Regions from separate parts of the Homo sapiens genome. Here regions 1, 2, 3 and 5 are each linked to region 4. Evidence: chromatin contacts called from ENCODE Hi-C or POLR2A ChIA-PET data. All regions are on one chromosome and are shown on one strand. The core of a region is the stretch at or near the end of the contact, and the rest is flanking DNA. Distances in the headings are between cores, read along the strand shown. Region 1 overlaps PER2 (period circadian regulator 2). Region 2 holds the start of PER2 (period circadian regulator 2). Region 3 holds the start of HES6 (hes family bHLH transcription factor 6). Region 4 holds the start of ESPNL (espin like). Region 5 overlaps RAMP1 (receptor activity modifying protein 1).

The links. A loop is a pair of places that touch in the nucleus more often than their neighbours do. ChIA-PET counts read pairs that join two places held with the same protein, here RNA polymerase II (POLR2A). Pooled maps may share reads with other maps.
Region 1: a pooled map shows a loop between it and region 4 (2.4-fold over the local background). The contact joins the enhancer-like site here to the promoter of ESPNL in region 4. A Hi-C loop is called at or near these places in 2 of 37 single-sample maps with no recorded cell type and 4 of 50 pooled maps. POLR2A ChIA-PET finds 5 or more read pairs at or near these places in 3 of 52 experiments (PC-9, activated CD8-positive, alpha-beta memory T cell and common myeloid progenitor, CD34-positive).
Region 2: a loop to region 4 is called in a map of B cell, with 19 times the contacts of the local background. The contact joins the promoter of PER2 here to the promoter of ESPNL in region 4. A Hi-C loop is called at or near these places in 1 of 168 maps with a recorded cell type or tissue (B cell), 4 of 37 single-sample maps with no recorded cell type and 5 of 50 pooled maps.
Region 3: a pooled map shows a loop between it and region 4 (3-fold over the local background). The contact joins the promoter of HES6 here to the promoter of ESPNL in region 4. A Hi-C loop is called at or near these places in 1 of 168 maps with a recorded cell type or tissue (OCI-LY7), 7 of 37 single-sample maps with no recorded cell type and 6 of 50 pooled maps. POLR2A ChIA-PET finds 5 or more read pairs at or near these places in 3 of 52 experiments (H1, OCI-LY7 and PC-9).
Region 5: a pooled map shows a loop between it and region 4 (2.0-fold over the local background). The contact joins the enhancer-like site here to the promoter of ESPNL in region 4. A Hi-C loop is called at or near these places in 4 of 37 single-sample maps with no recorded cell type and 2 of 50 pooled maps. POLR2A ChIA-PET finds 5 or more read pairs at or near these places in 2 of 52 experiments (GM12878 and activated B cell).

Annotation. Positions count from the first base shown.
Region 1 is chr2:238,261,845-238,265,577 of GRCh38, forward strand. It overlaps PER2 (period circadian regulator 2), which reads right to left. Exons shown (of 23, transcript NM_022817.3): 9 at 3,668-3,733; 10 at 1,108-1,214; 11 at 347-500. Among named protein-coding and RNA genes, the nearest start is that of HES6, 24 kb to the left of the region's middle. RefSeq lists an enhancer at 1,939-2,439. Within about 2 kb of position 1,792, at least 23 of the 41 ENCODE cell types and tissues checked have a DNase peak (open chromatin) inside an H3K27ac peak, as active enhancers do.
Region 2 is chr2:238,287,189-238,291,009 of GRCh38, forward strand. It overlaps PER2 (period circadian regulator 2), which reads right to left and starts at 1,422. Exons shown (of 23, transcript NM_022817.3): 1 at 1,161-1,422. LOC112268433 (a long non-coding RNA gene) reads left to right here and starts at 681. Exons shown (of 3, transcript XR_002959458.2): 1 at 681-709. RefSeq lists enhancers at 360-882, 967-1,861, 2,936-2,985 and silencers at 1,410-1,559, 1,900-2,169.
Region 3 is chr2:238,238,478-238,242,095 of GRCh38, forward strand. HES6 (hes family bHLH transcription factor 6) reads right to left here and starts at 1,561. Exons shown (of 4, transcript NM_018645.6): 1 at 1,348-1,561; 2 at 1,184-1,270; 3 at 1,010-1,091; 4 at 1-774. The coding sequence starts at 1,428. The coding sequence ends at 350. RefSeq lists enhancers at 1-560, 2,461-2,966, 2,967-3,472 and a silencer at 1,284-1,803.
Region 4 is chr2:238,098,389-238,102,023 of GRCh38, forward strand. It overlaps ESPNL (espin like), which reads left to right and starts at 1,952. Exons shown (of 9, transcript NM_194312.4): 1 at 1,952-2,325; 2 at 3,553-3,635. The coding sequence starts at 2,032. It overlaps SCLY (selenocysteine lyase), which reads left to right. Exons shown (of 12, transcript NM_016510.7): 12 at 1-1,025. It overlaps UBE2F-SCLY (UBE2F-SCLY readthrough (NMD candidate)), which reads left to right. Exons shown (of 19, transcript NR_037904.1): 19 at 1-1,025. RefSeq lists enhancers at 1-465, 100-394.
Region 5 is chr2:237,897,064-237,900,880 of GRCh38, forward strand. All of the region lies in intron 2 of RAMP1 (receptor activity modifying protein 1), which reads left to right. Among named protein-coding and RNA genes, the nearest start is that of RAMP1, 39 kb to the left of the region's middle. RefSeq lists enhancers at 1-1,892, 1,860-1,909, 1,990-2,099. Within about 2 kb of position 1,653, at least 29 of the 41 ENCODE cell types and tissues checked have a DNase peak (open chromatin) inside an H3K27ac peak, as active enhancers do; they include GM12878, where a contact is called at or near this core.

The sequences.
Region 1 (3,733 bases), core at 542-3,041, 160 kb after region 4:
GTTTTAATTCATCTTGTTAGATGGGGCCCCACAGGAGGACCTCTCTGGCGTGACTGTATAGCCACTACATGCTGCCTGCCTGGGTGGGCCCTCTGCCTCTCCCCTGCAGCCCCCCAGGCTGCTGCCTGTCCACTCCCTACTCTGCTTGAATGAGGTCCCTCCCACTTGGGGGCAGAGGACAGGTCACCCCTGCCTAGCAGTCTGGGGCTCCAGATTGGTGGCAGGAAGCAAGGTTTCGGTCTTGGCCTCTCAGCCCCTCCCTATGCCATCTGTTGCTGGGAGGTGAGGACAGCCCGAGACCCCCGCCCAAGACCCCTGAGCCACCTCGGGCCCTTGGAGCACTCACACCCTGACTTTGTGCCTCCCAATGATGAAGGAGATTTTCCTGCTCCATGGGTTGATGAAGCTGGACCAGCTGGTGTCCAACGTGATGTACTCTCCGTTCCGGGCGCGAAACCGAATGGGAGAATAGTCGAAAGGCTGCCCGCCTGACTGCAGGACTAGGAGAGCAAAAGCCAGCATTCAGGGGAAAAGGGGAGCAAACAGGATTTATAGTAGAGAGAGACAAGTCAAGAGTCACTCAGGCCCAGGATCATTTGCAAACTGTAGGGGTATGAACACTTCTTCAAAGCCACTGCTTTCAACCTCCTGTTTTTGCTGTAGATTACCAGGAGGCTGTTTCCAGCAGGAGCTGTTTCATCCCATGTTTCACCTCTGCTAGTGTCACTTGCATCTATGAGGGCTGGGCTTGGTGAGGACATGCACTGTGCACTCCCCTGGCCTGGTGAGAACCTTCCTAGCCACAGATGAACTGGTCTCCCCTCCTCCCATGCGCCACTGAAGCCAACAGTAAACATAAGATGCTACGGACTCAGGCCACGGACTGAGAAACAACTGGCCACAAAGGAACTCACATGAGTTTACCCCTCTCTCTCGACTCCACTGGGCACTGCAGTGCCAGGAGGGAGGCGGCGAGGCGGGCGTCTACCACCTGCTTGTCCTTAGCTGATCTGACCTGTCAGAGCTAGACTGGTCCCAAGAAGCAGCCCCAAGGACACAGGAACTTCCGCCAAACACTTCAGGATGTACCATGAAAAGGGGACCTACTCTTTTTGTGGATGGCCAGCATCAAGGGCCTGTCACTAGGGTGGAGCTGCACGAGCACTGGGGTTTCAATCAGGTCCTGAGGTAGGTAGCCCAGGAGAGGGACCGCCCTGGAAGGCAAGCAGACACACGCTAGGATTGGCATCCAAACAGATGAGGAGATTGTCACTAAGAACCATCTTATTCCCTGGAAAGAGAAGATACACTCCAAACCCCACCCCCTCCCCCACCCCCGGAGATCAAAAGTTGGACTAACAGAACCAGCTAGACTTTTAATCAATAGCAAACGAAGGTTCACTGTCCAGGACGCTGAAGGAGGCTCCCTCTGCTGGGGCCTGAGTGCTTCAGCTCTGCGTTTCACCTCCCAAGAGATAAGTCATGATCATGCTTTTGTTTTCTTCCTTCCAGCATCTTTTTCTTTTTCAGTGTCATTCATTAGTTTGGCCACATGTGACCTGGCATGGATTTTTGCTTAACAAGTTTTGCCTGGGCCTCGGAAAACCCTTTGTATGTGCTTCTTTTCCAGCCTGGTCTCGTGTGACTTTGGCCTCAGCATCCAGTTGGTTTACTGTGGCTTCTTTGGAGTCTCGGTGGCTGGCTGGGCCTCTGCCCTTTGAGCTCATGCCTCCTCCCAGAGCTGTGGCTTTGCTCCATTGCAGGACGGAGCTGAACTTCAGCAGCACCTTCTGCTTCTGTTTGTGTCCAGCGCCCTCTGCCGGCTCCACCGACCATTTCTTCTCCCGATCTGCCTCTTAACACTTGTTGCATCCAAACCAATGTTTCCTCAAACTCTGCTGCTTGTGTAGAAGGATTTTCCCTGTGAATCTTTAGACCATGGTGCAGAACTTTCTCAAGGGCCTGGCGTTATTCTTTGATTTCCTCCTTCTTGTCTGAGGCTCTCTCTTCAGGCCTCATGTTTTCCTTTGGACAGGATATACAGAATGTTCCTGGCATCCGTCCCATCAAGGCCTTGCTGAAGGAGGAAGAAGAGGAAGGAAGAGGAGAGGAGTGGGGGAACAGGAAGGAAAAAGAGGGGGAGGAGGAAGAGGAGGGAGCAGAAAGGGGGTGGAGGGTGAAAAGAAGGAGGGGAGGAGGAGGGGGAGCCCTGGCTGTCCTTGGGCTTTGTGAGCCAGGCCACACACAAGGCTTCATCAAGGAGAGCTTGCAGGCTGTGGCCCATCATGCCAGGTGAACCTGTCTGCCAACCTCCCTGCACAGGGCTGAGCTGGACACCAAGTTGGCATGGGAGTGGGTTAGAGACAGTTCTCAGATCTCTGAAGGAAGAAAAGTCTCCAGAGGCTGCTTTACATATACGGCCCCAGGCCCTGCCCTCCAAGATCCTGGTTCCACAGGGCAGGGTGGTGTCCAGAAGCCTGCATCTGCAAACTGGCTCTGCCCCAGGCAGCCCCGCGGACACACCTGAGCCACCTGGAGCTGGAAGTGACGGATCCCTTTTTACCCATAGAGCCTCCCCAGGAAGCTGTGTGGCCCTGACTCCAAGGATGGGGGCCTGTGTCCCTGGGCCAAGAGTAGAGGAGGGAGAGGTCTTGATCCTCCAGCTTCTAGGTGACCTGGTTCATTTTAGGAACCCAGCACACTGGTGCTTCTTGGTCCACTTCCTGTGGTATCTTCTGAGGTCACTTTTCGGTGACTACTGCCAGTGGCCCACACATTTTTTTTCTTTCTATTTTTTTGAGACAGGGTCTTTTGCTGTGACCTAGGCTGGAGTGCAGTGGTGCAATCATAGCTCACCGTAGCCTTGAACTCCTAGGCTCAGTGATCCCCCTGCCTCAGCCTCTGAGTAGCTGGGACTACAGGTGCACACCACCACACCCAGCTAATTTTTATTTTATTTTGCAGAGACAGGGTCTTGCTACGTTTTGAACTCCTGGTTTCAAACAGGCTGGTTTCAGACTCCTGGCCTCAAGTGATGCTCCTATCTCAGCTTCTCAGAGTGCTAGGATTATAAGTGTGAGCCACTGCACCTAGCCGGCCCAAGTGTTTTTGGAGTCTTCATGCATTTGTGGAGGAGCTGGGAGAAGATGCATGGTGGGGGCAGAAGCCACTCAGAACATGGGTGCTCCCAAATCTCACTGGGACTGTTCGCACCTGCTACAGCACCCTGAGGGGGAGACCCAGAGAGAGGGACCCAAGTGGGGCTCTGAGGCATGGAGAAAATCCTGTCCCCTGGAGAAGCCTCTAGCACACAGGCTGGAAGATAGACTTCTGCTGGGATCCAGCCAATGGCATCTCCGGCTTCCACCCTGACACTGGTCCCAGGCAACAGCGCCTCTGTCTGGACCATTATCCACTCCGAATGGGTTTATATGGGAGAATTAAGACAGGCTCAATTAGATCAACAGCTCTCCAGAAAGCCTCAATTACACCATGTGCATATCTTAGGAAGTTTTCAGTGTAATTCCATAATTATTTCATTGCCTGTATATAATTACATGTTTTTGTCCATTATCATGTAATTATAAAACCAAGATGCAGTCTTGGCTTTGGCTAAATAGCTTTTATATCAAAAACATGAAAAAGGGGGTGGGTCAAGACCACGTACCTTTCATCCACATCCTGGAACAAACAATTTGGTGTATGGGTGGTTGTAAAAATTCTCTTTTCAGGA
Region 2 (3,821 bases), core at 172-2,671, 190 kb after region 4:
CATACCAAGGCGACAGTGACAGATAACTGCAAACACCCACGGTGCCATCCCCGCGCTGGCACACCACACAGCTTCCACTCAAAAAAAACGGAGTCCCTTTCTTCATTATAGTCATATAGCACACAAAAATCAATTCACCTTGTATTTTAAAACTCAATTTCCAAATAAAGCCTTCAGGTAGAGTCCTGTTTTCTTCTCAGGCACACCCAGCCTGGGACCAGAAGCCCCAGGTGGGGGTAGAGGGTGGGCCAAGAAGTCTAGCAGTCCTGCTGTGCCATATACAGGTGAGAGGCGTCCATGTGGGGCTTTAGCCACCGTGTGGGGTTCTTAACACATTTCCCGGACTTAAGGCCCTTCCTCCCAAATTCCAGCCCACCCAGGATTCAGCACGCAAGTGGAGGCCATCACTGAACCTCTGAAGCTCATCCTGCCCCAGGACGATGGGAAGATCCTGCAGACAGCCTGGGCCTGGGCCTCAGTTTGCTCATCTGTCAGGCTGAGGGGTTACTCTGGGTGATTTTCAGGGTGCCTTCTGGCTCTGTTGTTCTGTATGAATCAGCTTTCCAAACGGGTTCCTTCTGTGTAGGTTACAGAAACCCTGGCAACCAACTCGTCATCCCTTACCCTGGCCTTCCTGAAGGGGGAAGCAGGCCACCTCCCACCCCCTGGTCTATGTCTGGGACTTGGCAGCCAAAGTACATCCCAGAAGGTAGGCGCGACTGCTGCACCAAAGAGTGGACACCCCCATTCCCTTCTATCCAGTCCGGGGAAAGGGAATTAATACAGGGTGGTCCAGGGGAGGCAAAGGGGCGAACATTAGAGGGTCTCCCCGCCCTCAGGTTCCCAGGCCTGGCTTGGCACCGGGACTTCCTTGTCCCTCTGATCACCCATTCCAGGAGACCCGTGGGTGTCCAGGAAAAGCTCCTAGATCAGCGCCCCTCCATGGCCCTTCCCCAGCCCAGGACTTAGCCCTGTGGCCTCAGAAGAGGCAGTCAGCTCCCCGAGGGTCCTCCAGATCCCAGGGCCGGCTGCGCTGACCCTTGGTTTCCTTGGCCTTCCCCATGCGAGGGGAGGGAGGGTTCCCAAAAGAGAATCGCCCACGGAACCGCAGCCCGCGCGCAGTCACTCGGTAGCTCGGTGCCCTACACACGCTGCCTCACCTTTCGGACCTCAGGCTCCTGAGCTGCGAAGCGGGGGTTCGAGTCCCCAACCCTCGGTGTCACCGCAGTTCAAACGAGCGCACCCTGCGCGCGGCTCGACCACTCTCCACCTGGGACAGGGCCAAGGGCACACGCCCCCACGCCGGCGCCGTTTCAAGCCGAGGAGTCCAGCAGCCCAAGGAACTTCCGGCGGCGCCTCCGCTGCCCGAGCCGGCGCTGGGACCCCGACCTGCCCGAGGCCCGCGCGCCGGCGGCGGTTACGTAAGCCGCAGCGGGGCCGCGCCGCGCCACTTACCGCCGGCCGCGCCCGCGTCAGCCCGTCCGCCGGTCCCTCCGCCGACTCGCGGCTCTGTCCGCCCGGCCCCGCGCCCGCCGCCGCCGCCCACAGCTGCACGTATCCCCTCAGCGCCGCCGCCTCCGCCGCGGCCGAGTCGCCGCTGTCACATAGTGGAAAACGTGACCGCGCGCGCCGCGCCCGCCCCCGGCCTCCGCCATTGGCCGCGACTCCGTCTCATCTGCATACATGAGGGGCGGGGCCTACGAACGCCGCGCGCCCATTGGTGGCCGCGCCCGTCGCTCTTTTTACATAAGACGCACATGGAACTCCATGTTCACCTCGTCGGTTCCTCAATGGAGACGCGGCGCGTTCGTGCTACCCGTCGTCCTCCCTAGTGGTCTCATCCACTTCCGGCGTCGGCGCCTTCCATTCACTACGCCCTCAAGCCCGCCAGCTCGGGGAGCGCGGAGTGGCGCGTACCATTGCGGGCGGGGGAGCTGGGCGCGGGGCTCCTGCGCACCTCCGGCCGGCCTGGCAGACCCGGCGCGCCGAAGCCGGACGAGGGAGACCTCCACCTCCGGCCACCGGCCAGAGGCGCGCCCCCAGCGGCCAGGGCCGCGGGAAAGTCCGCGCGGCATGCTTCATTCACGCATTCACATTCATTCATTTACTCATTCACTCACTCATTCATCGCGGGGCCCCGGAGCAGCCCAGGAGAAGGTGGCAGCACCGCCCTGCAGCAGCTCCGGGGGCACGCCCACCCGGGCCTCTGAGGTGCCTGTGGTCGACACTTGTCCCGGCAGCTACCAAGTGACCTTTCTTATTTTTGAGACCACGTGTTGCAATTTTTGGTTCAGGAAATAGAGTCATTGTTACTCTGGGGAGGTACAAAAGAAAGAAATGATGTTGTCCCTGCCCCCAAGCGCATCACTAGGGAGAAAGGACTATCTCATAAAAAGGAAACTTAATCAAATGCTAAATTGGGCGATGTGGGCTATAAATTAACCAGAGCTATCCCCACAGGCTCCGTGAGAAAGGCAGCACTTCCAAGGCGGGTAAGATGGGCCCTGAGAAAGGGACGCCTTACAACGGTGCAAGCCGTAGAGACGCAGGAGCCAGGGGTAGGAGGTTGTCCTGGGAGACAGCGCGGGACCCTGCATCACCTTGTTTCGGTAAGCATTGTGTGGGGCATGTGGAGCCTCTAAACTTCCATTTAAAGTGTCAGGAGAAAGAGTACAATTTCCCCGGGTCTGGGTAGAAGCCTGAGACTTACAGGACAGGAAGGAGCTTTCAGGCTCCCACGCAGCAGGCTCTGAATGTGTAGGCTCTCATGGGGAAGGCGAGACTGTCCAAGAAGCTGGAGCCCGCAGCATCTCTCTTTACTCTTCTTGTTCTTCTTTACCTGGACTCACCTGGGGACCAGGGATGGGACAGAAGGAAAAGTTATGAACCCACATCAGGAATTCCTGAGTGTGATAACTCCTTCTCTTCTACTTGACAAGGTGTGTGTGCAACTTCTCAGATGCAAACCAGGGCAAATACCAAGTTCATCGGGGCAGCCCTTCCCACAGAAGCCCCGGGAGGCCTGCATGCTGTTCACACACTCAGTCAGGTGGCCCCTCCTCCTGTTCCTCTGACATTGACACCTCGACACACTCCCCGCCCCCTCTCCCTAACACATACACACACAAATGCCAAGCAAACCCAGGCCCGGCTGCTGCGCCCTGCACACACCCAAAGGCTCTTTTGTTTCTTCCCTCCCATTGACGTCAATGGGGAGCTCCATTGTTCTGGAAACAAGAGTAAACAGACAGCTCATCCACACCTTACCGAGATTCTTCTTCATGCTTTTGCTGGGTCTTGCTCCATATTCAGCCTGCTACCTGATGTCACATTTCCTCCCTAAATGTAGCCTTTTTTATTTCCACCAATAAATCTGGTAGAAATATATTGAAATCAATTCTTTTAGAAATTATCAAGTGCTTTGGGCTCTAGGACTCTTCAGAATCTCATCTATTTTCAGTGATTCACAGCCAGTTTCTTCTTTCCTATTATTGGAAATTTGTGTACACTCCACAAATACTTGTTGACACCTGAGTGTTGAGGGGCATGCAAAAATACATCTCACTGCATCCCTGCTTGTAAGGAGTTGGTGATGTAGAAGGGGGGAGGAGGCAGATTCAGAGGCAATTTTGTCTAAGTTGTGGTGTGTAGGTCCTGAGGGAATAGGACAGCCATGGACAGAAGCCTCCATCCCAGCTCCAACAGAGGACAGCGCTCAGGGGATGAGCTCCTACAATCAGGCCAAGTGCATGGATGCCATTCTTGCTGAACCAAGATGGTGACAGAGAGAGAGCGCAAATTGGGGCAGTCAGATTGGAGAA
Region 3 (3,618 bases), core at 311-2,810, 140 kb after region 4:
CAGCACCATTTCTGCCACCTCTGCCCCCAGAGCCCGCACAGGGCTGGTGAAGCCTGGGTGGGTGAACCTGGGAGAGCGCTGGCAGCTCTACAAAATTCTTCCTCCTGCCCGTAGCTCCCTCCCTCCACCCACTCCAGAGCTGCAGGGTCCCTAAAAGTTTCTTAAGAAACGGGGCTGGGGCCTGACTGGGCTGGTTACCAGGGGCTGCCCTGCAAGCCATCCATCAGAGGAGGGAGGGAAGACCTGGGAGACTTCCAGGGCCCTACCCCACCACATCTGAACCCCTGGGAGGAGGGAGGAGATCCAGGGAGGGCCGGGCCCACCCCCGCAGGACTCTGGCTGGCATTGGTCACCAAGGCCTCCAGACACTCCGGGCAATTTGGGCTGTGGTCAGGCTGCCCAGGGCTGCGGGCACCAAGTCGGGCCCCTCAGCAGGAGCCTGACTCAGTTCAGCCTCAGGGGCCTCCTCCAGGTCGGAGCACAGGTCGTCCCCAGGACCCGGGGGGCTGGGTATTGGGGATCCCGGAGCGCCCCCCGCAGGCCAGCCACTCCGTCCAGGGGCTCTAGGTGGCCCCGCCAGGGCGTCCCCCAGCAGATCCTGGAAGCTGCTGCCCTCACGCAGCGGCATGGACTCGAGCAGATGGTTCAGGAGCTCGGCAGCGACGGTAGCGTCGATGGCCTGGCACGTGGACACGAACGTGTGCACCTCGTGCATGCACTGGATGTAGCCGGCAGCGAAGCGCTCGCTCGCTTCCGCCTGCAGCTGCTCGCGCTCTGGGCCCGAGGGTGGGAGGGAGAGAGCCGCGTCCCGCGCGGTGAGCGGCGACTGCGTGGCCCAGCCCACCCGGCCCGCGGGGACGCGGCTCACCCAGGAGACGCGGGGGCGCACCCTGCTCCGGTGGGAGCCCTCGCCGCCGACAGGACAGGGGCGCCGGGAGGGAAGTCCTCCGTCTGGCAGGGGTTACAGGCGCCCGCGGCCGGCGCCCCCGCCCGCCCCGCCGCCACTCACCGCGCGCCCGGCCCCGCAGCACACCCTGGACCCGCCGCACCGTCAGCTCCAGCACTTCGGCGTTCTCCAGCTTGGCCTGCACCTGCGCGGGCGGGAAGGGCGGTGAGCCGGCAGCGCGCTCCCGGACCCGCCCGCCCGCCCCGCAGCCCCACGGCGCCTGCCCGGCCGCCGCACCTCGGCGCCCGCCAGCAGCAGCCGCAGCTCCTGCAGGCTCTCGTTGATCCGCGCGCGCCGCTTCTTCTCCACCAGGGGCTTCCGGGCCTGCGGGGAGCGGGGCACTGAATCCCAGCCCCGCACGGCCTCCCGCCCGCTTGCTCGCCCATGGCCCCGGCCCGCACCTTGCGGTCCCCTCGCGTCTCCCAGCCGTCCTCATCCTCACGGCCCACACGGTCCCGGCCAGGCGCCGCGGGTGGCGCCATGCCCGCTCCGCCGGGGACGCGGCAGGGGCTAGGAGCAGCGGGGACGGGGAGCGGCGGGGACCGGAGTGCCGGCGCCCTCCGCTGCCCCGCGGCCGCCCAGCAGCAGCCCAGCCGTCCGCGCTCCTCGCGGCTTCCGGCCCGCCGCGGTCCCGCCCCTTTTATAGCCGCTTATTTGCATCTCAATGCGCCGATTGGCCGCGCGGGCCCGGGGCGGCCGACCGCGAGGCGCGCTGCAGCCAATCGGGGCAGCGCGCTTTGTCCGGCCCAGCGGCTCTGGCGGTCGGGCAGCTGGCTGAGCTAGGCGGGGCCCCCAGCCCGGCCTTCCCTAGACCCCCGCGGGGGCGGCACCGGGGCGGCGACCCCGGGTAGCTGCGGCCCTGCCCGCGCTTGTTTCTCTCCGTCTGCTGCTCTAGGACCACTGATCTGCCGCGCGTGCGAGCAGGCGTCCACCCGTCCGTCCGTCCGTCCGTCCACTCATTCATTCACCCATTAATTCATTCATTTCCCTCCTTCGCCGATGGCGCCTCCAGAGTTGAGCGCTGGGGCCACTGGCCCCAGGAGATGCGTCCCTGGTGTGCAGAGCCACAGTCAAGTCCGCGGTCTCTGGACCTAGAGGGGTTTCAGGTCCCGGCTGGGGTGGCTGCCAAGCCCCGGGGAGGCAGGGTCCATTGGGCAGCGGTGGCGGGGCGGCCCCTGAGTTTCTTCCGGACTCGTCCAGACGCCGGGCCGGACCCCCGACGCCGCCCTCCGCCAGCACTGGAGTCCTAGTGGGGCGGGGTCCCGGGTGCTCCCGCCCGCGCCGCTCTCCCCCTGGGCTCTGCGGGTCACCAGCCCCGCCCCCCTCTGAGCTCCCCCATCTCCCTCTAGTCCCCTTTGGCCCCCGGGGCCCCCTCCCTCCCTTCCACTGCCCCCCGCCCGCCTCCCTCCTCCCCTCCTCGTCCTCCGCGCCCCGCCTCCCAGGCCCGCCGAAGCTGCCGTCTGGTCCTGTAACTTGATGCCCGTGACAGTTGGCAGCTGCGGCCGCTTCGGCGGAGAAAAGCGAGAAAAGCGGCGGCCGCGCCAAGAGCGACAGGTGTTGGCCGCGCCTTTGTCTCGCACCCTTTGTCCGGCGGGCAGGCGGCGGGCGCTTGTCCCGGCCAGACGCCCGCGACTCCCCCATCGCGGCGGGCCGCCCATCTGCTGGGTTCCTCTTGGCCGCGGGCGGGGTGCGTGGGCGGTGGGGCCGCGCCCTCGGGCAGCGTCCTGGGGACCCCTGCCCGGCTCCTGCCCCGGCGTCAGTCCAGACGCTGTGTGGAGGAGCCGGAACGGGAGACGCCTTCTCGGACCCCAGCCGGCCGACTACCAGCCTGCCCCGCACAGCACCTGCCTTCCTCAGTCCCCACTACTCACCCGGGCTGGGATCGTCAGGGTCTGTTCTGAGCCCCTCCAGGCTATAAGCGTCCCTGGACAAGGGCACAGTCTGACCTAGGACCCCCTGTCCACCTCCCCGCACCCCCAGCAGAGCCTGGCCTCACAGAAGCGCTGGTAGGTAGGGAAGGTGAGGGGTGGCCCTGGCAGGATGGGCTGGAAGGCCGCGTGGGAGGGGAACATCACGGGACCGCAGCAGCTGAGCGGAGCGGCAGGACTAGGCTGCAGACCGACCGCCCCACTGCCCCTAGAGAGGTCTGACAGGCCTCCCATGGCCCCTTTACTTGCGCCTCTCCACCAGAGGGACCCCTGCAGGCTTCCTGCTGGGTGAGTTTGGTGAGAGGTTTGAAAGCTCCCAAAGTCACCTCACTGACCTCTGTAATTACCTGGGACCCCCTCCCGCTGGCTCCCAACTGTCCCTGCTCTGGCTCTTGGTTGCTCTATGAGCAGGGTCCTGAGACTTCCCCCAGCCCAGCATCACTCACCTGGGTGTGAAACTACCGCTTTACTTCACACACTCCCCACCTGCCCAGTAGTGGGGCTGGCAGGGTGGGGCTGGAGTGGTGGATCCCAAGGAAGTGGATTATTAGCCTGTGACTTTACTCTCCTTCACCACTTAGACATCACCCCAGGGAAGGAGAACCTCCACTCCCCCAAGTGGCTACAATGACATTTCCACTACTTCGAGAAACTGTGATAGGGAAAAATAAACTCACTGATATTTCCTGTACTCCCAAGTTTGCAAACTGATTTACACTCCTCTCATTATCCAAACGAACAAGG
Region 4 (3,635 bases), core at 702-3,201:
AAGCCCGTGGCAGGGCACAGGGTTGTCCCTCCAGTTCCCTCCTGAGGGCTGTGCCAGGATGACTGTCTCATGCCCCCTCTGCATTTTGTCCTGGAGTGCCAGCGAGTGTGCACCCCCAGTTTCCTTCCCTGGACCCCTGCAGAGCTCACAGGGCCCAGGACACCAACGCCGCATAGGACTGCCCACATGGGACCGCCCACATAGGACCGCCCACATAGGACCGCCCACATGGGACCGCCCACATGGGACCGCCCACATGGGACCGCCCACATAGAACCGTCCTCCAGTGGTGAAGCGGAAACACTTAGCTTTATCCACCCTCCCCACTGGGAACTGGGCACGCCTGTTGTGAGTGCCCTTTCCTGGAAGGTGTTTTTATCTGGAAGATAGAATCCAAGTATTTATAACTCATTGTCAGCCAAATGCTATCATGAACGTAGGAAACTTGATTTTTTTGTTTTGATCATGGCCTCTACATGCACCTTTCCAGAGTGGTCTCTTCTCAGGCCCTTTTTAGTCCCTTTCCAAAGCTGCCCCCACCACCCTGCTCCTCTGGCCTCAGTGCACAGTGGCCCCCAGCCTCGGCCAGGCCTGCTCTGCTCAGCGCCCACCGCCCACCACCCCTCCTGCTTCCCCGAGCCTGACCCTGTTCCGCCCACTGGCAATCAGGGCTGCGCACTTCCCTGTCCACGGTCCCCAGGCCTTCCTGTCTTGTCCCTTTTGATCATTATTAACTCAGGGTTTCAGCTCCAACCTCGCTGAGTTGGTGCAGCTCCAGGTCATTCCTGGGGTGGGAATCGGATCATCCCTGACTCAGCTTTTACCTTAATTTTATTTGCAGAGGATTCTTTTCTCAAAATGCTCTGGCATTTGGACACACATCACATGTCGATATTTGCATAGGAGTCATTTTCAGTGGAATAACATTTTTAATGTGTGGTTTTACGGTTCAAGGAACTACTTGATGATTTTGAGGAAACACTTGCCAGAAACTAAATTAACGAATAAAAGATTTCAGTGCCCGACTTGGGGATCCTGTGGTTTCTCTAGTGGGCACTGCGCTTGGGCACAAAGTCATCTGACAGAGCCTGTCGGGGGGAAGCCAGGGGTGCAGCAGCCCCCAGGTCACCATTGTGTGATGATGCGTTAGCCCAGAAATCCAGCTTGAGGCTGTGTCTCCGGAAGCCCCTACAAATGTAATGGGTCCCCCATCTGCAGCTTCCCATTGCTGCCAGGAAGAGGCTGTGGTGGTCCTGACTTCCCTAAAGAAGAACTATGGATTGTCCAGAACAATCTGGAAAGGGGTTAAATGTACTTGGGCCCTTGGGGCTGCAGCCCAGAGACTTGGTCCGTGTAGTTGGAGAGGGGGCCGAGGCAGGGGCTGACACCTTCTCGCCTCAGAGGCCTGGACACACCCAAGTCAGGGTCCTGAGCCCATTGCAGGCCCCGTGGAGCCACTGTGTCCCCAGAGATTCCTAGGAGCCTCCAGGGCCGAGGGCCGGGACCCAGAGGCGGGGCGCTCAGCTCTGTGGGTGTCAACACAGCCAAACATGTAGACCTACTGGGCACCCTTTACTTCAGACACACTGTGGTGGCGGCTGGGGGTCTGCCCTTCTGTGAGAGTTGGGGGAACTGTCTCCCAGGCCACTCGGGGCTCCTGTGAGAAGCTCAGTGGCGTGTATCCTCAGCCCTCGCTCCACAGATGAAGTTCCTGCCATCTGGACAGATCTGAGCAGCCTCAGGGCCAGCCTCCTTTCTCTGCTGGCCATACCCAGCCCTGACCTAGCCTGGTGTGGGCCTTTCCCTGTGCCCTGTACTCCATCCTCCCAGCTCCAGGCACCTGGCACCCTCACACTGTGGGAGTGGCTTGGGCAGGTCCTCAAGGCCTGTCCCCCCACCCGACCCCACCCCACCGCCTCCCATCTGCCCTGTGGCAGCTTATCGGGTAACCAGAGCCGGCAGCTTCATCCACGTCTGAAACAGGAAGCCCCAGCCTGTGCATGAGTCGCCACTGAGAGCCCGGGCCAGAGGATGGAGAAGCAGCGGGCACTCGTGGCCGCCAAGGATGGGGATGTGGCGACGTTGGAGCGGCTGCTGGAGGCTGGCGCCCTGGGCCCGGGCATCACCGATGCTCTGGGGGCCGGCCTGGTTCACCACGCCACCCGGGCTGGCCACCTGGACTGCGTCAAGTTCTTGGTGCAGCGGGCCCAGCTGCCCGGCAACCAGCGGGCCCACAACGGGGCCACCCCAGCGCATGACGCCGCTGCCACGGGCAGCCTGGCCGAGCTGTGCTGGCTGGTCCGCGAGGGGGGCTGCGGTCTGCAGGTGAGCGGGGATGGGGCAGCCTGGCTCCACGAAGCTGGCTGGGGTGGAACCAGGGAGGTGTGAGCCACGGAGGATCAGAGTACTGGCCACCCCGGGCTCCATGGCCCTGGGCCCTTTGTTTCTCTTGGGGACTCAGTCAGTGGTTACCGTCTCTGCCCCACGCCTCTCAGAGCACAAAGGCTTGAGAGCCAAGAACACCTCCTAAATTTTCTTATCACCTTCCCTGCCAGGAAGCTGGGCGTTGCCAGTGGGGGTCTTGCCAGATATCAGGACCCCTGTCTCTGATCAGGCCTGGTCCACAGGGCCTGCCTCCCAAAGGGTCTAGAAAGGGATCCTTACAGAAGCACTGTGGGAACTTGGGCTTGAGAGCTGGGAGCCTAGCCCTGGGGGACGGGAGTTAGGGCTGCTGATGGTGATCGTCTTGTCCGGATCGTTTCTACTGGGCCCCCCTCCCCTATCCTGCCTGCCCAGTCCCCTTTGTGCAGGCGAGGCCCTTAGAGCTGTCGCTCAGCCCTGTGGAGCTTTCAGGGCTGAGGGTGAGCAGGACTGACCGGCCTTAGAACGCCGCCGCCCAGAGGTCAGAGTTGAGGTGGGGGCCGGTGGGGCCTGCTTAGACTGCGGAGCGGGAAGGTTCCCCAGCACCTGGCTCGCCAGAGCACCTGAGAGTCCCGGCCCAGCATCCTGTTCCTGTCGGCCCTTCCGCCAAACCCAAGGGCAGCAGGCGGGAGCTGTGCCTGCCTGGGGATCCATTCTGACAGGGCCCTTGGAGAAGGCCCAGGTCTGCTGGACCCCTGACACCTGTGGTAGGAACGCTCCCTGGCCCCGGGACCCTGTGGCCAGCGGGAGGGCACTGGGGCAGGGGACCAGCCAGAGGTAGGTGTCCTGGGAAGCCTTTCTGACCATGAGCAGAGTGGGCAGGTGTCTGCGGGCACCCGACTGCGTGGGAAAGGGCCTTCTCCACACTGGGGACGGGCCCAGGAGAGGGCAGGGTTGCCAGAGGTGGCCTCCCAAGACCTGGACCTGAGTCCTGGCCCTCCTCTCACCTCAGTCCCAGCAGGGAGCACCTCCCTCCATGTTGCAGGCAGAAACGGAGGGAAGGAGGAAGGAGCTGGAAGCCCCTTCACTGGGTTGCAGGCAGTGTGAGCCCTCGCCCAGGGCCCACCTCCGGCAGCTGGCTCTGACCTCACGGCCTACCCCCCACTCACTGACCTACCCGGGGCTTGGTAGGACCAAGATGCCTCGGGCGTCTCCCCGCTGCACCTGGCCGCCCGTTTTGGACACCCAGTGCTGGTGGAGTGGCTGCTCCACGA
Region 5 (3,817 bases), core at 403-2,902, 200 kb before region 4:
ATGCCTGCAGCTCACCGGATGCTCCCGTGTGGCACTCAGCTATCATGAGGTGTGCATCCGTCCAGGTGGACCCCAGAGCCCCGCATGCAACCACGGGCCCCGCCTGGGCCTCAGCCTCCATCCCAGGAATGGGAGAACCAGCTTCACTTCAGGCCAGGAAAGAGGGAGACTGAAAGAGCAGATGACATGGGACAGGACAGAGCCTGAGGCCCAGACAGGCCATGAGCGAGGGGAGGTGAGAATAAGGCCACAGGTGGTCCCGTGTCTGCCTTCCCTGCTCAACGTGCAGAGAGGGCTGGCCATTTTCTCCGGCTTCATCAGCATGCTCTACAGTCACTGCGAGTGTTGCAGGAGGAATTGTGGCCTCCTCCACAGCAGCGAGAACACTGAGCCCCGTTTCATCTGTCTTCCTCCTGTTTCCTTGAACCCTCCCAAGATTCTTTCTTTGGTGCGTTATTCATGTTGTTCCTTTTCCTGCAAGAGAGAGGCCTTTGTCCTCCTTGTTCAGCAAGCACCTAGTCAGTGGTAAAGTGCAATATTTAGCTGGTAACAAAGGTGTGGAATGGAATTGGCTTCCATGATTTGGCGAAGTATTTGCAAGAAGCCTATGGTGAGGCTTCTTGTTTACAGATCCACGTGTCTTAGTGGAAACCTCAGAAACACATGCTCTCGTGGATGCTGTCATTCTTCTTTTTTTGTTTGTTTTGGTTTTTTGGGGGGGGGTTTTGTTTTTTGTTTGTTTGTTTGTTTTTTGAGATGGGGTCTCGCTCTTTCTCCCAGGCTGGAGTGCAGTGGTGCAACCTCAGCTCACTGCAACCTCCACCTCCCGAGTTCAAGCCATTCTCCTGCCTCAGCCTCCTGAGTAGATGGGACCACAGGCGTGCACCACCACGCCCAGCTAATTTTTGTATTTTTAGTAGAGACTGGGTTTCACCATGTTGGCCAGGCTGGTCTCAAACTCCTGACCTCAGGTGATCCACCCTCCTCAGCCTCCCACAGTGCTGGGATTGCAGGCGGGAACCACTGTGCCTGGCCAGATGCTGTAATTCTTTGGAAAGGGATGGAGTTGGCATTTCCCCTTATGCTGTTGGGAAAATGGCTTTGCTAAGATGTCAGAAGTCCCTGTTAATACAACTTAAATAGATAAACCATAGTCAGAGCCTGGGGAAAATTCCTGTTTAACATATTCATTTGCATGCAGTGATGACACTTATTTCAAAGCATTCCTGTCTCAGCAATGCAGTAGGTCAAATGTGTAGGCATCCCTGGGCTGGCACAGGTACATAGGACTTCTAATGCTTGGCCTTTTCCCTAGTTTGATTGTACTCTCTGACCAGCCTGATTTAGGAAGGGTTTGATAGTACAATATCCGTCTTTCCCTCACGCGTGCTGCCAGTCCCAGGGGGATGGGAGCAGCCACTCACCCGTAGGAGTTCCAGGTGTGCACAGCTGGCTCAGAGCCTGCTGGCCCAGCACACATTTCCCAGGCCAGCACAGTGTGCTGAAGTGCTTTTCATCAAACAGTTAACAAGACTTCCTTATACATTTCCCCAGTGTCAAGAAAAACAAAAGGTGCCCAGTTCTCTGCTGCCTCCAGCAGTGCTGGGCAGAAGTGAGACAGGAAGCCAGGCTCCCGAGCTCACACACGCAGACGTAGGTGGGAAGCTACACTGCGTGGGCTTTCACATCCCCAGGGCCCGGGCTGAGGCCTCTTAAAGACAAGCTGGCCCTGTGCTTGCTCCACACCTGACGCACGCCAGGCCAGGCCACAGCGTGGCTCTCTGTCAACAGAGGAAGTGGCGCAGTAAGTGGCCAGCCCCTCCCTGCTTTGGAAAGGTCCCGCTATTCACAGAATCCTGGGTGTGAGCCCTGACACCAAAGGCAGAAACCACAAGGGAGAAGCCAGCCCTGGCTGCCTAAATGCGAAATAAGCCTGTTGCTGGCTGCCACGAAAATGCCACTGTGTTCCAGTCCTAAATGGGGTGCATGCTATTGGTTTGAGACAGTGATTTTTTTTTTTTCTTTGAGACTGGGTCACACTCTGTCACCCATGCTGGAGTGCAGTGGCATGATCTCCGCTCGCTGCAACCTCCGCCTCCCGGGTTCAAGCAATTCTCCTGCCTCAGCCTCCTGAGTAGCTGGGACTACAGGCACACGCTGCCACACCCAGCTAATTTTTTGTATTTTAGTAGAGATGGGGTTTCACCGTGTTGCCCAGGCTGGTCGCGAACTCCTGACCTCAGGTGACCCGCCCGCCTCGGCCTCCCAAAGTGCTGAGATTACAGGCGTGAGCCACTGCACCTGGCCGAGAGAGAGATTTTTATCACATGAAGAAAATAGCTTCTTTCTGTGTTTTCAAGGTTGTGGCTTTTTTAAAATCAGAAAAGAATATTGAGTTTTCTCAAATGCCTTCTCAATGCGTATTAAAATGACGGTACATTTTTTTCCCATGGTGTATTAAAGTGTGATTTTGTAGTAACAGGTTTAAAGCATTCCTGAAATTAGCCCTCCTTTAAATAAAATATGCTATGTGGCTAGATGAAGTTTGTTAGCATTGGGTAGGGGACTTGAGTGTCTATTTATAGGTGGAAGCGAAGGGCATCTGTTCCGTCCGTGTGCGCATGCGTTGAGACGCATGTCATGCCATCTCAAGAGGCTTGGGATCAGGGTTTGTTAACTTTTTTAAATGAACTGGGAAGCTGCACATCTTTTTCTTTCACTTTAAGAATTTGCAGTGGCTCACGCCTCCCACACCTGTAATCCCAGCACTTTGGAAGGCCGAGGTGGGAGGATCGCTTGAGCCCAGGAGTTTGAGACCAGCCTGAGCAACATAGTGAGAACCTGTCTCAATTAAAAAGAAAAAAAAAGAATTTGAAAGAACTGCCTGGGATCTAGTGCCTTTTGAAACAGCAATTCTTTAATAACATTTGCCATTTTTCTTCTTGGAATTCCTCCTTTTTAAGTCGATATTTGATAGTTTATAATTTAACCAAAAAGTATCCCAATTCACTGAGGATTTTCCAATTTTTAACAAACCTTTTTTACGTATTAATCTCTTATACTTCTTCTTTTTCTTTTCTGTTTTTTGTTTTTTGTTTATTTGTTTGTTTGTTTAGGACAGTGTCTGGCTCTGTCGCCCAGGCTGGAGTGCAGTGGCACGATCTCGACTCACTGCAACCTCTGCCTCCTGGGTTCACGGCATTCTCGTGCCTCAGCCACTCAAGTTAACTGGGACTACAGGTGTGTGCCACCATGCCTGGCTAATTTTGATATTTTCAGCAGAGATGGGGTTTCGCCATGCTGCCCCGGCTGGTCTTGAACTCCTGAGCTCAAGTGATCTGCCCACCTCGGCCTCCCAAAGTGGTGGTATTACAGGCGTGAGCCACCGCACCTGGCCTATATTGCTTCTAATAATTATTGATGGACAAATTATGTGCCATTTGGAGAGATTTATTTTGTTCTTTTTAAAAAATATCTTGCTTTGGATACTTATTTTGTTTATTTTCATTTATTTTTGTTTAATAAAATAATTTATAACTATTAATTTTTCTCAGAATTCACTTTTGCCCCATTCCATTCATTTGTACATATAGTATTGCCGATCTTGTTCTCTTAATATTTTGTAATTGAATTTTTAAATTCTCCTGTGACTTCGAAATTATATAAATGATCTTTCATTTCTAGGAATTCCATTTTTTTAAATTTATCCTTTTTTTAAAACTAATTTTTAGTTTTCAGTATTGTAGCCTGAGAATATTGACTTATGATTTATACTCTGGGGATTTGATGAGTCTCTTTTTGCCGCCTAACACAGACC